2 separate regions of the Mus musculus genome follow, and region 2 is linked to region 1. A link is a loop called in an ENCODE intact Hi-C map of the cell type or tissue named here. Cell type or tissue: left cerebral cortex. All regions are shown on one strand. Links, peaks and the distances in the headings refer to the core of each region. The heading gives the core; the rest is flanking DNA. Region 1 has its middle 24 kb from the start of Gm41036. Region 2 holds the start of Gm807 (predicted gene 807).

Region 1 (5,375 bases), core at 191-5,190:
GCAGGTATATTGCTGTGCTTTGGATATGACATGTCTCCCATAGGTTCAGTTGTTGAATATTTAGCTCCCAGCTGCTAGTGTTGTCTGGGAGGTCATGGACCAAGGGCTGTGGTCTGGCTAGCAAGGGTGTGTTGCTAGGAGGAGGCCTTGCAAGTCATACCTGCTTCTGGTTCCCACTGCCAAAGAGCTTCTAGGTCCACACTGTGTCTCATGCTTCCACTGCTAGAGATGAGCTGTTTCAGCCAGCATGCCTTCTCCACCATGACAGACAGTCTCCTCTGAAACTGTGAGCTGAAATAAACCTCTCCTGTCTGGAGACACGTGTGTCAAGTATTTGGTCATAACAATGAGAAAAAGTAACTAATTCATATAGACACAGCTCAATGGGTTTTGCTGTTGTTGTTATTGTTATTCTCTTCAATAGCCACAAACCATCACTACAGGCAGATTCATTAGGCAGACTTCTACAGTAATTTTAATCTTAGTCATTGCTGGTATCTAACAGAACATCCTTGTTCTTTGGCAGCCTCAAAGGAAGTATATAAGGCAAACACCAAACAGCAACACCTTAACCATCTTCGCAACCCAACACTCCTTAAGAACTGAGGTGCTGCCGATAACAGTAAACTGCTGTGTGGATGGGGCTGGGGGTCTAGTGATAGCTAGCTTTGGATTCCTTTTTAGAAATGTTTACCATTGCCTGGTGTAGTGGCACATGCCCTTAGTTCCAGCACTTGGGAGGCAGAGATAGGTAGGTTTCTGTGAGTTCAAGGCCAGCCTGGTCTATAGCTTGAGGTCCAGAACAGCCAGAGCTACATAAAGAGACCCTGTCTCAAAAACCAGCATCAACAACAGAAGAGCTGCTTGCCCATCCCAGGAGAGAAGGAAAGTTACCTACATAGATGAAGCTGTCTTCATGCCTTTGCTGTTTGTAAGGCAGGATACAGGGATTTTTGTCAGGGCCAGCAGCCAGCCAACCCGGGACTGAGGGGTCTCTCTGCTTCTCTCCCTGTGGCTATCTAGTGTCCCCAAGAGTCATTCCAACCCTCCATCCCCCTGGAGTCTTTCTGCCTCTGTTACCCAGCCTGAGTCCACAGCTTCCAGAGATCAGTTTCCCACCTTCTCAGAACACGTCTCCTGAGAAGGCACAGGAAGGCTCATTTCTCCTGAAGCGTGGTTTTGGGGTTTTTTTTTTGGGGGGGGGTTGTTTTTCTTGTCATAAAGCAAGTTTCTAGTTTCCAACATTTTTAACTCAGAGCCCTGCTCAGCCACTCCTGTAACCTCAAGAAAATCCTTGCCAGGTAGTTTTCTTATGGGCAAATGAGACTTCCAAGGTCCTCAAAGGCTTTGAAGTTGGAGGATTGGCCCAAGGAGAACTAGCTTTGGTGTATTGTACAGAGCCACCCTAATGACAGCCTGTTGGGTTCTACACGCAGTTTCAGGGGTCCCTGGAAGGTGAAATCTGTGGGGTGTCACTAGAAAAAGATGCCGATCTTGATCTCTGATTTCCTCGATCCTAGTCACTCACATGTGCACCTGTTCTTCACATATACATGGAACTCTGATGGTGGCTGAGGTGGGGGAAGGAAATGGCTAGCACATTTGAGGCAATCTTGAATCCAGGTCATTTCCCTCAGCTGACTTATGCAGGGCCGAGCACAGGCCGCTATGTAACATACACGGTTAGATTCATACAGGAAACGGCACAGCTTCCAAATCACGCACTCGAGATCTTGACTGCATTTCTGTTGGTTTGTGTCTGGCTGACCTTAGGAAGGTCTTAACATTTCTGATTTTCCATGTTTTCCATTAAATAAGTACAGCGTCTCTTATCCCATGTAGCTCCGTTAGAACAGCGCTTGCGTAGTAGCTCTCTTGAAGCCCCGGGATTCAATCACCAGTGAGTGAAGCATAAAACTGGTCAGAGCAGTGAGTATCTATAATCCCAGCATTCAGTGGGGGGAAGATTAGAGGATTGGACGCTCAAGGTCACTCTCAGCTACACAGTGAGCTTGAAGCCAGCCTGGGTAACACGAAAATCTCTCCGGAAAAATAAAAGCTGGGGAGTGGGGAGAGGAAGGAAGGAGGGTGAGAATGAAGGTCCTTCAGAGTTCTTTAACGGTGAACAGTTTGTGTTGGACTAACACAGTAGCACTTTGTGGAGAGCTGCTGAGGTTCAGGAATCCAGCATGGGGGCTTCCCAAGCTACACCTGTCACCAAAACTGGCAGGAGCCAGATTGCCCTGCCTGTCCTAGACCTTCAGCGTAACCCCGCATGGTTCCCGTGGCTCCCGCTGCTGCTCTGATCCTTCTTAGGTCCCGCAAATCAAACGGGGACACCTACTGGTGCCCTCTCTCATGCCTGCAACTTCCTCGCTGGCTCTGGGAACGCTTTTTCTCCACGCTGCTTGAAGCATCAGCTTTGAGGACTCTCTCCACCCTAGGGTAAAGCAGCCTTTACGCTCGGTTCTGAAAACAGACCGGTGTGGCTTCCTCTGTACTCAGCTTTCCCTGTAGGCTCGCCGTCCCATCCTTCCAGCCCCAAGCCGCAGCCTCCCTCTGCTCTAGACCTTATAGACAACCTTTGGGCCACCTGCTGAGTTCTCACTTCTGGTGTGAGTCAAGTTCCTGTTACCGGCTGAGTCATCCTCTGGGCATCTTGTTTTGGCTCAGATTCCCAGCGGTGTCTGAGGTCCAGACCTGTGGTCTCAGCCTTGGCTGCACATTTGAATAAAGGGGAGAACTGATCAAATTGATCTTGAGCAAGTCCGGGGTGAGCATTTTTAACAGCCCCTCGATTCACTTCGCACGGGAACTGTCTCCTGAAATCCCGGCAAGGTTTTGCCTCCAACACCAAAAACAGTAAGCACAGAGTAAAAACTGAAAATGTAATCTCAAACAAGAATGGAAGAGGGTGATATATTCCTTACCTCTCATAACTGTCCGCAAATATTAACTTCTGAATTGACAATTTTGCAAACAGGGGCTGCAAATAAGCCCTTTCAGCCTTTTCGACTTTCAGATTTGAAAGTCATTTGAATCCTCACAAGGTCATTGTCATCTATTAAGATCAAATTTAAAGAGAAATGAGAGAGGGTGGGGTACTTGCTGCTCTTCCAGAGGTAAGTTATGTTTCCAGCTCCCATGTTCTATAACTTCTGTCTATAACTCTGGCTCCAGGGACTTGATTCCCCTTTCTGGCCTTTTCAGATCTCCCCCCCCCCTCTCACACACACACACTCTCTCTCTCTCACACACACACACTCTATCTCTCACACACACACTCTCTCTCACACACACTCTCCCTCTTGCTCTTTCTCTCTCTCTCTCTCTCTCTCTCTCTCTCTCTCTCTCTCTCTCTCTCACACACACACACACACACACACACACACACACAGAGGGGGGGGGGTGGGAATGAAGGAATTAGGGCCTCTTGAAGGATGTGACTCCTGGTTTGGTTATTCAGTCTTTCTGAGACGATGGGGTAAATATCAATTTTTAAATTCTGCCTATTTCAAGTGTTTGGTTCACTCGGTGATGTGAACTATCCGATGACAAACTTAGCAGTAAAAGTGATAACAGCTGAGAAGTGTTTATCTTCCTTTCATGGCCCCACCTGTGGGGTACATAAAACGCAATAGAACAGTGGAAAAGACTGGAAAGAGCAGCTGAACATGGCTCTGTTTGTGTACCATAAACAGACCACCCAAGTTGTAAGGTTAGACAGTGGCAACCATGGGAACCACGGACACACGATGCTGCTGCTCCTCCTACAGCTTCACGAGTGAAAACCATGAGAGGTCTTACGTCAGACTGCCATCTGGAATATAAACTGGAAGTATAAAGACACTGAGAAGTGAAAACCCCCTCCCTTCCGAGAGGCACGGGCCTATCACAGTTAATGGTCAATTAATGTGGAGTCGGGAACCAACTTGGGGGATGTCTTGGGGTAGGATTCAGGAAAATCACAGGAGGAAAAGAGGCATATGGGCACAAAACTGTGCCTTTAACTGGAAACTGAGGGAGGGGCGTGTCCTTCCATGCCCTGGTGCAGTATGTATGTTATGACATCATCATCCCCCACGCCCGTTCTTTGATCTCGTTGATGGGAGGGTCACAATGCCAACAAAAGGGGGTCAGGTTTTTTTGGTCCCAAGCTTTGCAGGTAAGTGTCTTTGACTACTGTTTGCCCACTCCAACCGACAATGCACCAAGTCTGCCTCTGCCAGGGCCTGTGCCAAAAGGTCAGGCCTCGCCTTAAAGAGACTTGGCATGTGAACTTAGGGAATGGTTGAGAGCTCAGCTAAGCTTCACAGATGAATCCCATGCACTCTGGTGAGTAGAAAACAGCCTCTCTGTCTCAGCCACTCTCAGGATCTAGCAGTCTGTGTCACTGGTCTGTCCCAGGGGGGGCCTTTCCCTCTGCCTGAAATCGAGTCTCTACTCTTAGCATAACTTCTGCCTTAGCAAACTCCTTTCTCCCCGGCTATCCAGATGGACACATTGTTACGTCACACGTCCACTACCTCTGTTCCTGGTCTATTTTATAGGCCTTATCACTATGTATAGTTATTTTATTATTTCTGCTTCCCTTCAACCAGCCTGTGTCCTCTGCCTGCTACCCCTCCAACATGCGCATGCTCTCTAAGTTCCACCAATTATCCTTACCTAGGTCCTCAGCATCACCTCGGTGCTCCTTTTCAACAAGTCTAAGCAAATGCTGAATTCATTTACCACCTTGGCTCTAAAAAGGTAACTTTTTGCTCTCTGCAAGGAAAAGGGAGGCGGGTAGAACTGAATAGCAGAAAGGGAATAAATGTGTCGGTCCATCCGGTCCATCTGTCAGTCACGGCCTCTGCGATTTCCTGCTGTGTGTCCATTAGTAAGACCCCCGCAGTACTTTCAGGATCACTGAAGGAAACTTTTCCACCTTAAGTGTGAAAGCCAGTAGCTACACAGAGGCCACTGAAGTGCAGAGGTCACCACAAACGCCTGAGAGTTAAACACGGAGTGATTTTTCTTTCCTTAGAGAGAGGGAAAACTTTGATGCGGACAGATCTAAAAAATCTCTTGATCTCTTTAAGGAGAGACAGGCTGCATCTTCTCCTCCTCTGCCATTTTATCATTTTGAATTCAAACTTGAATTCTTCCCCCGGCTTCCAATTAAACCACAGTCTGCCGGCTGTGCCCCTCCCCCTCCCACTTCTGCAGGCCGCTCTAAAGCTGAAAGACTTTGAACAGAATCTTTCTTGTCAATCCTTTTTGTTGAAGAGAATAAAGAAGGCCAGCCTTTGCTGAGAGAGGGTCTCTAGACTCCCGGTCACTCCTCCATACTCCATTCAGCTCATACTGGACCAAGGCTTTATCCACATCCC
Region 2 (5,375 bases), core at 279-5,278, 53 kb after region 1:
TGGTGATTTCCCAGAGCACACCCAGGTCCTTCCTGGTTTAAGCTCCACTGGCCTTTGGGTTTAAGCACATACCACCTCACTTTCAGCCAGACCCAAAGGACTATAGCTCTATCATCACGTCCCGCACATCCATGCTTTCAAGAGCTTTAACAAACTAAAGTACAACACTGAAGCCAGGCATGGTGGCCCACACCTTTAATCTCAGCATTCAGGAGGCAGAGGCGGAAGGATCTCTGTGAGTTCCAGGCCAGCCTGGTTTACAGAGTGAGTTCCAGAACTACCAAGGCTACACAAAGAAACCCTGTCTTAAAAAATAAAATAAAATAAAATAAAATAAAATAAAATAGCTTCAAAGCCAAAAGCTTTGGGTGTGCAGTCTGGGAATCCAGACGAATATACTACCTCCTTGCAAAAAAATAGTCACAATTACCAAGTTCAGTGACAGCTTCGCTATAGACAGACTTCTCATTAAGCAACTTACAACAGTAGAATCTGCCGTGTAAAATGGAATCTGGCTGAATCTGATATATTTAGAAGTTCAGAGGCGTCCACCAAAGGCTTCTCAGAGGATGGACTCCCAGAGCAGGGCTTTAGAAGATGAATAGGAGTTTACCAAGGGACCGTGAAGAGAAAGCGGCAAAGAACTCTCAGCTTCTGAGAATGCAGATTGCATAAACCAAAGGCTTAGGAAGGAATTCCCAAACTCTGCTAGAACTCTAGGTGGAAAACAACAGGGTGGAGGATGGCAGGAGATAGCCTATTAAGATCTATGTGTGGCCAAAAAGGCTGGGCCAGTCACTGAGTCTGCGCCTTACACCGTATGTTAACCTAGATCAGGACACAGAGAAGGGAATGGATTTTTGAGGGTCCTCAAAGAGTGGCAGCCAGGAGCCTCTCACCTCAGATGAAGAGAGCTGTGGTTTTCTGGGACAGAGTGCGGAGACCTTGTGGTCTTTCTCTCCTGGAAAACCACCACCTCTCAGAGCTCCCAGTGTGGGTTATAGTGGGGGTGGGGATCCACATGGCCCCTTCGGTTGTCTAGCGCTCCGGATGGATTTCAACACTGCTTTGTGTAATGAGCGCTCTTGTAATTTGTGTAGCTTTGCCTGCCTTCTATGGGAATGATGGTTCTATGTTCACAGCATTTAGACTGTGCCTTTCAAACTCTGAGAAGATAGAGGCTTTGTTCAGTGGGTCTGGGTGGAGCGAGAGTATGAACTTCTTGTGGGGAGCTGCGGAGGTTTGGGGGACCGGGGATAGAACCCAGTACTGTGCCTACTAGGTGAACACTCCGCCACTCAGCTGCATCCTCAGCACTGCAGTGTGCTTCTAGCCAGCTCCCAGGAATGACACAAAGGACACTTGTTGCCTGGGCAAGAACTAACGGCTCCCCGGAGTGGAGGGTCCCAGCACACGCCCAATTTCTGCTTCCTAGTACTTACAAAAGAACTCCACATCCCGTGGCCCCGGGTTCCCGGTCGAGAAGAGAGCTTTGGTGAAAGTCCCCTTCTCTTAAAACTGCTCATTTTCCATGGCAATGCACACCACTGTGCAGTCCGAATGGAGAGCAAAAACCACATCCTTCCGACGGACACTGAATAACCAGAAAGAGCCAATCAGGCTTCGACATGCTAATGAGTGTCCTTGGTAGCCTCTGAATAATTGATCAACAGAACCGTTCAGTGTTTGCTGCTCTCGCCGGCTCTGCTCATTATGGAAGATGATTCATTCAGTTCTAGGGAACAGATTGTTCCACGGTCTAACTCCACTTCCCTTGCTAGGGTTTTTTCTGTTTTTTGTTTTTTTAAATAAAACCCGTGCACCTGTGAGACTCATATGCATGCAAGTGCTCATGGAATAAGAATGAGGGAATTCATTTGTGTTCCACGGCCCACAATGGCAGTAACCTCTCAGGGCTCTGCCAAGCTTTGGGAATAATTTCTTTCCTCAGAGAGGACAGAAGATATAGATGTGTCAAGTCTCCGCTGGATGGGGAGACAGCAAGAGCAAGCTGAATTGAAATGAGACCATCTTCCCCAATAAAGCTCGCTATTCACTAGGCTAGGCAAACCATCAGTATCAAATTGTATGCCTGCATTTCAGGGTGTGCATTTGGGAGCTAATTTGGTGTGACCAGTCTCTTTTAGTCACGTGTCCCTGAGTGCTTAAGGAGACCCTGAGAATTGGAACCAAGAAGTTTGATTTTGCTCTCAGTGCCTGACGGTTGAACAAGCTACTGTGGCTTGCCTAGAACCCTTTCCATCCCCCAACTTTGGCAACTTCTCTATTTCTTCTTACCACCTCTTCCTTTCAGTGAAACGATGTGTCTGTGTGTGTGTATGTGTGTATGTGTGTGTGTGTGTGTCTGTGTGTCTGTGTGTCTGTGTGTGTGTATGTGTGTGTGTTCTATAAATCTGATAAAAACTAAGCCTGTCTCTGTGTGTCCCTGAAGCAATTGGCATAGTTATCACAGTTGGCACAGTTGGCACAGCTGGCACCTGTGCAGATCTAGCCTAGATGAAATCTAGGGTCACAGCCCAAGGTATGAGAACCTCAACTTTGTCCTTCAAGAATAAAAGAGACAAGTTGCCCAGGATCCCTAATTATGCCAAGTCCCAGGGACAAGCCCTGGGAAATATCATCTATCCTTAGTCCTGAATCCTGCTCCAGTTTCCAGACACAAATGCAAGACAGCCCATTCCCAGAGGACAATCTGAAAGGGTTGGGCGTGGAGCTGGACCCAGCAGGTTCTCGCTGGCATGTCTCCAGCAAGGCGGTAGATGGAACTGAGCTCTGGGTGGGTCTTCCTAAGACTAAAATTCTCCACCAGACTGCAAAATACTAGCTCCTAGGGAACCCTGGAATTCATGATGGTCAGCTCCGGTAGGGATTGACTGATGGATGAGAACACTGTCATCATTCCACAAGTTAACTCTTAGGGTTTGATGAGTCACTATCCCCAGAGAGGAGACAGCGTCAAGAATCTGCTTCAGTACATTGCTTCGAGCCTGTCAATCACAGGTGGAACGGAGGAGCTAGAAGGTGGAGATGATAAGCCCTTCTCCTTTCCCTGCTTCTTCTAGCATACACTGCCTGCTGTGGACGTTTGGCCCAGCTGGGGCCCTTTCTCGTGGCACTCCCTGATTTGCATTTGGAAGACGCGGTATCTCTCTGTTCTGGCTGACTCTGGATATCTGAGAGACTGAGGATATTGGTGGAGACTCTTCCATTCCCAACCTTATCGATGCTTTGAAGCCCCGTGTTCCCTTGAATGCAGAGAGCTGTCCTGTGCCCCGACATGGGATGGACAAGGGAGAGAAGATAACACACTCTGGGTAGGGAGAACATGTCGTGGCGATGCAAGGGGTTACTCCGCCACAGCTTACTTGGCACTGGGGTAAAGCCAGAACTGCTTTGGCTACACAGAGAGAAGGCACTGCCCAGAACTTAGAAAGGCAGACTATAGATGCCAGTGTTGGAAAAGGACTTCCCTTGGAAGAGCAGGCACCACCCACCTGCGATCCAAGTCCCAGCTGCTGTAACCCCTAACCCCATCTTTCCTTCAGAACGTTGCCTAGTGTGCTTGAAAAACTTGCATTCATCTGGGTCTTCTGAGAATTGATATCAAGGAAGGACAGAATGAGCAAAGCTTCTGAGTGAAGCTATCTAAAGGAACAAAGTATGAAAAGAGCCAAGAAGGTTGGGAGGTGCATCTCGGAGAGGCAAGGATGGCCCTAGGTGAAGAACACATGGAGATGGTGGGCACTTCCTAGACTGACACACATCACAGGGGTCAGAAAAGATTCAACAAAGTCCTTGAGTAACCAAAGATAGCCTTCATTACCAGAAATGGTCCTGCCAAGGCTCACCATATGAAGCAGAAAACCACCTACGGGGACCACACTTATGCCCTCAGCCAGATGCACGGATGCCATTCCTGTGTCTTGGTTAAGGTTTCTATTGCTGTGAAGAGACGCCATGACTAAGGCAACTCTTAAAAAGGAACGGGAGCTGGCTTACTGTTTGAGGTTTACTCCATTATCATCATGGTGAGAAGCATGGCAGCATGCAGACAGACATTCATGGTGCTGGAGAGGGAGCTGAGAGTTCTATGTCCAAGTCAGCAGGCAGCAGAAAGAGACAGTGAGCCACTAGGCCTGGCTTGAGTTTATGAGACCTCAAAACCCACCCCCCTAGTGACATATCTCCTCCAACAAAGTCACACCCACTCTAACAAGGCCACACCCCCAAATAGTGCCACTCCCTATGGGCCTCTGGGGACCATTTTCATTCAAACCACCCCAGTGTGCTTGGCCCTCCCTACCTGAGTCTCTGTGCATTGCAACAGTGAAAGGTGGCCTGGCTCAGGCAACTTTCATCCCAGAGCAGGGAGAAAAGACCACAAGCAAGCAGCATGGGACAGAACAGAGAGGCCAAGGCCGGAAGCCTTGAGTGCAGAAACTCATGCCTGCTCTCTGTGGTACCTGGGGCAGCCTTTAGACCAGGAATTACAGACAACAGCCTGGGCCTGCAGGGGAAGCATGGGCTGGATATGCAGTAGTTTGTTCATTTTAACCCCAAATTTAGCTATGCTCAAGTTAACAACCAGCCTCCTGAGCATGGTGGTGCATGCCTGTAATCCCAGGCTTACCGGAAGGAAAGCACAGAGATTGAAAGCTGAAGGCCGAGCTGGGCTGCCCAGCAAGACCCTGTCTCCATGATGGTGATGATGATGACAATGACGGTGATGATGATGATGATAGCAACCAATTAAAAAAAATCTAACTAACCAACTTAAATGGTCAGTAGTTCTTTCCTGAAGTCTATTCCCATTCTGTACCTAGCCCCTAATGACCCTTAAACACCAATCAGAAAAGGAGAGGAACACATGATAGGAACAGATAATTAGAGATGCTCACTGATTCCACACGCCATTGATGCCCTTCTTCCCCCCTCCCCTCCCAAAATAAAACCAATAGCAGTTCGAAGGCAGTTGGAAATAACTATTTTGGAGAACCTTGAGAAAATGGCTAAAAATGCCATAAAACGTCGAGTGTTGGATTGATTCGCAGCGACAGGGACTAGAGCCTCAGGGATGTAGCCTTCACTTGATTGGGAGCTCCTGCAGTCAGCCTGGGGCTCTGCTGGACTATCACAGGGCTGCATCCCTGCTCTCTGCTGTCTAATGCTACCCTGAAGAGGAGGCAGGATGTTGCCATGGAAAGCCCTTAGTGCTGGCAATTCAAAGCCAGGCTATTTTCAGTTTGAGATCAGCAGATGCAAACTCTGTATCATGTGGTCAGGCTTTGATGTAACTATATGCAGGGATTCCCAACACCCATGCAATACACACACACACACACACACACACACAC

Evidence for each region. Peaks named below come from ENCODE experiments on the same cell type or tissue, not always from the same donor. Only the 100,000 strongest peaks of a DNase experiment are listed, where the experiment ranks them.
Region 2: a loop joins it to region 1, with 5 times the contacts of the local background. A loop is called at or near these places in 4 of 42 quality-filtered maps.

Annotation. Positions count from the first base shown.
Region 1 is chr13:99,149,702-99,155,076 of GRCm38, reverse strand. No RefSeq gene overlaps it. Among named protein-coding and RNA genes, the nearest start is that of Gm41036, 24 kb to the left of the region's middle. In left cerebral cortex, for the core only: a CTCF peak has its summit at 2,353; DNase peaks (open chromatin) are centred at 2,426, 2,616, 3,772 and 4,425; H3K27ac peaks cover 2,415 bases.
Region 2 is chr13:99,096,893-99,102,267 of GRCm38, reverse strand. It overlaps Gm807 (predicted gene 807), which reads right to left and starts at 1,569. Exons shown (of 2, transcript NR_168041.1): 1 at 1,443-1,569. In left cerebral cortex, for the core only: no CTCF peak of the experiment used is centred there; DNase peaks (open chromatin) are centred at 526, 1,671, 2,933 and 5,230; H3K4me3 peaks cover 583 bases; H3K27ac peaks cover 3,260 bases.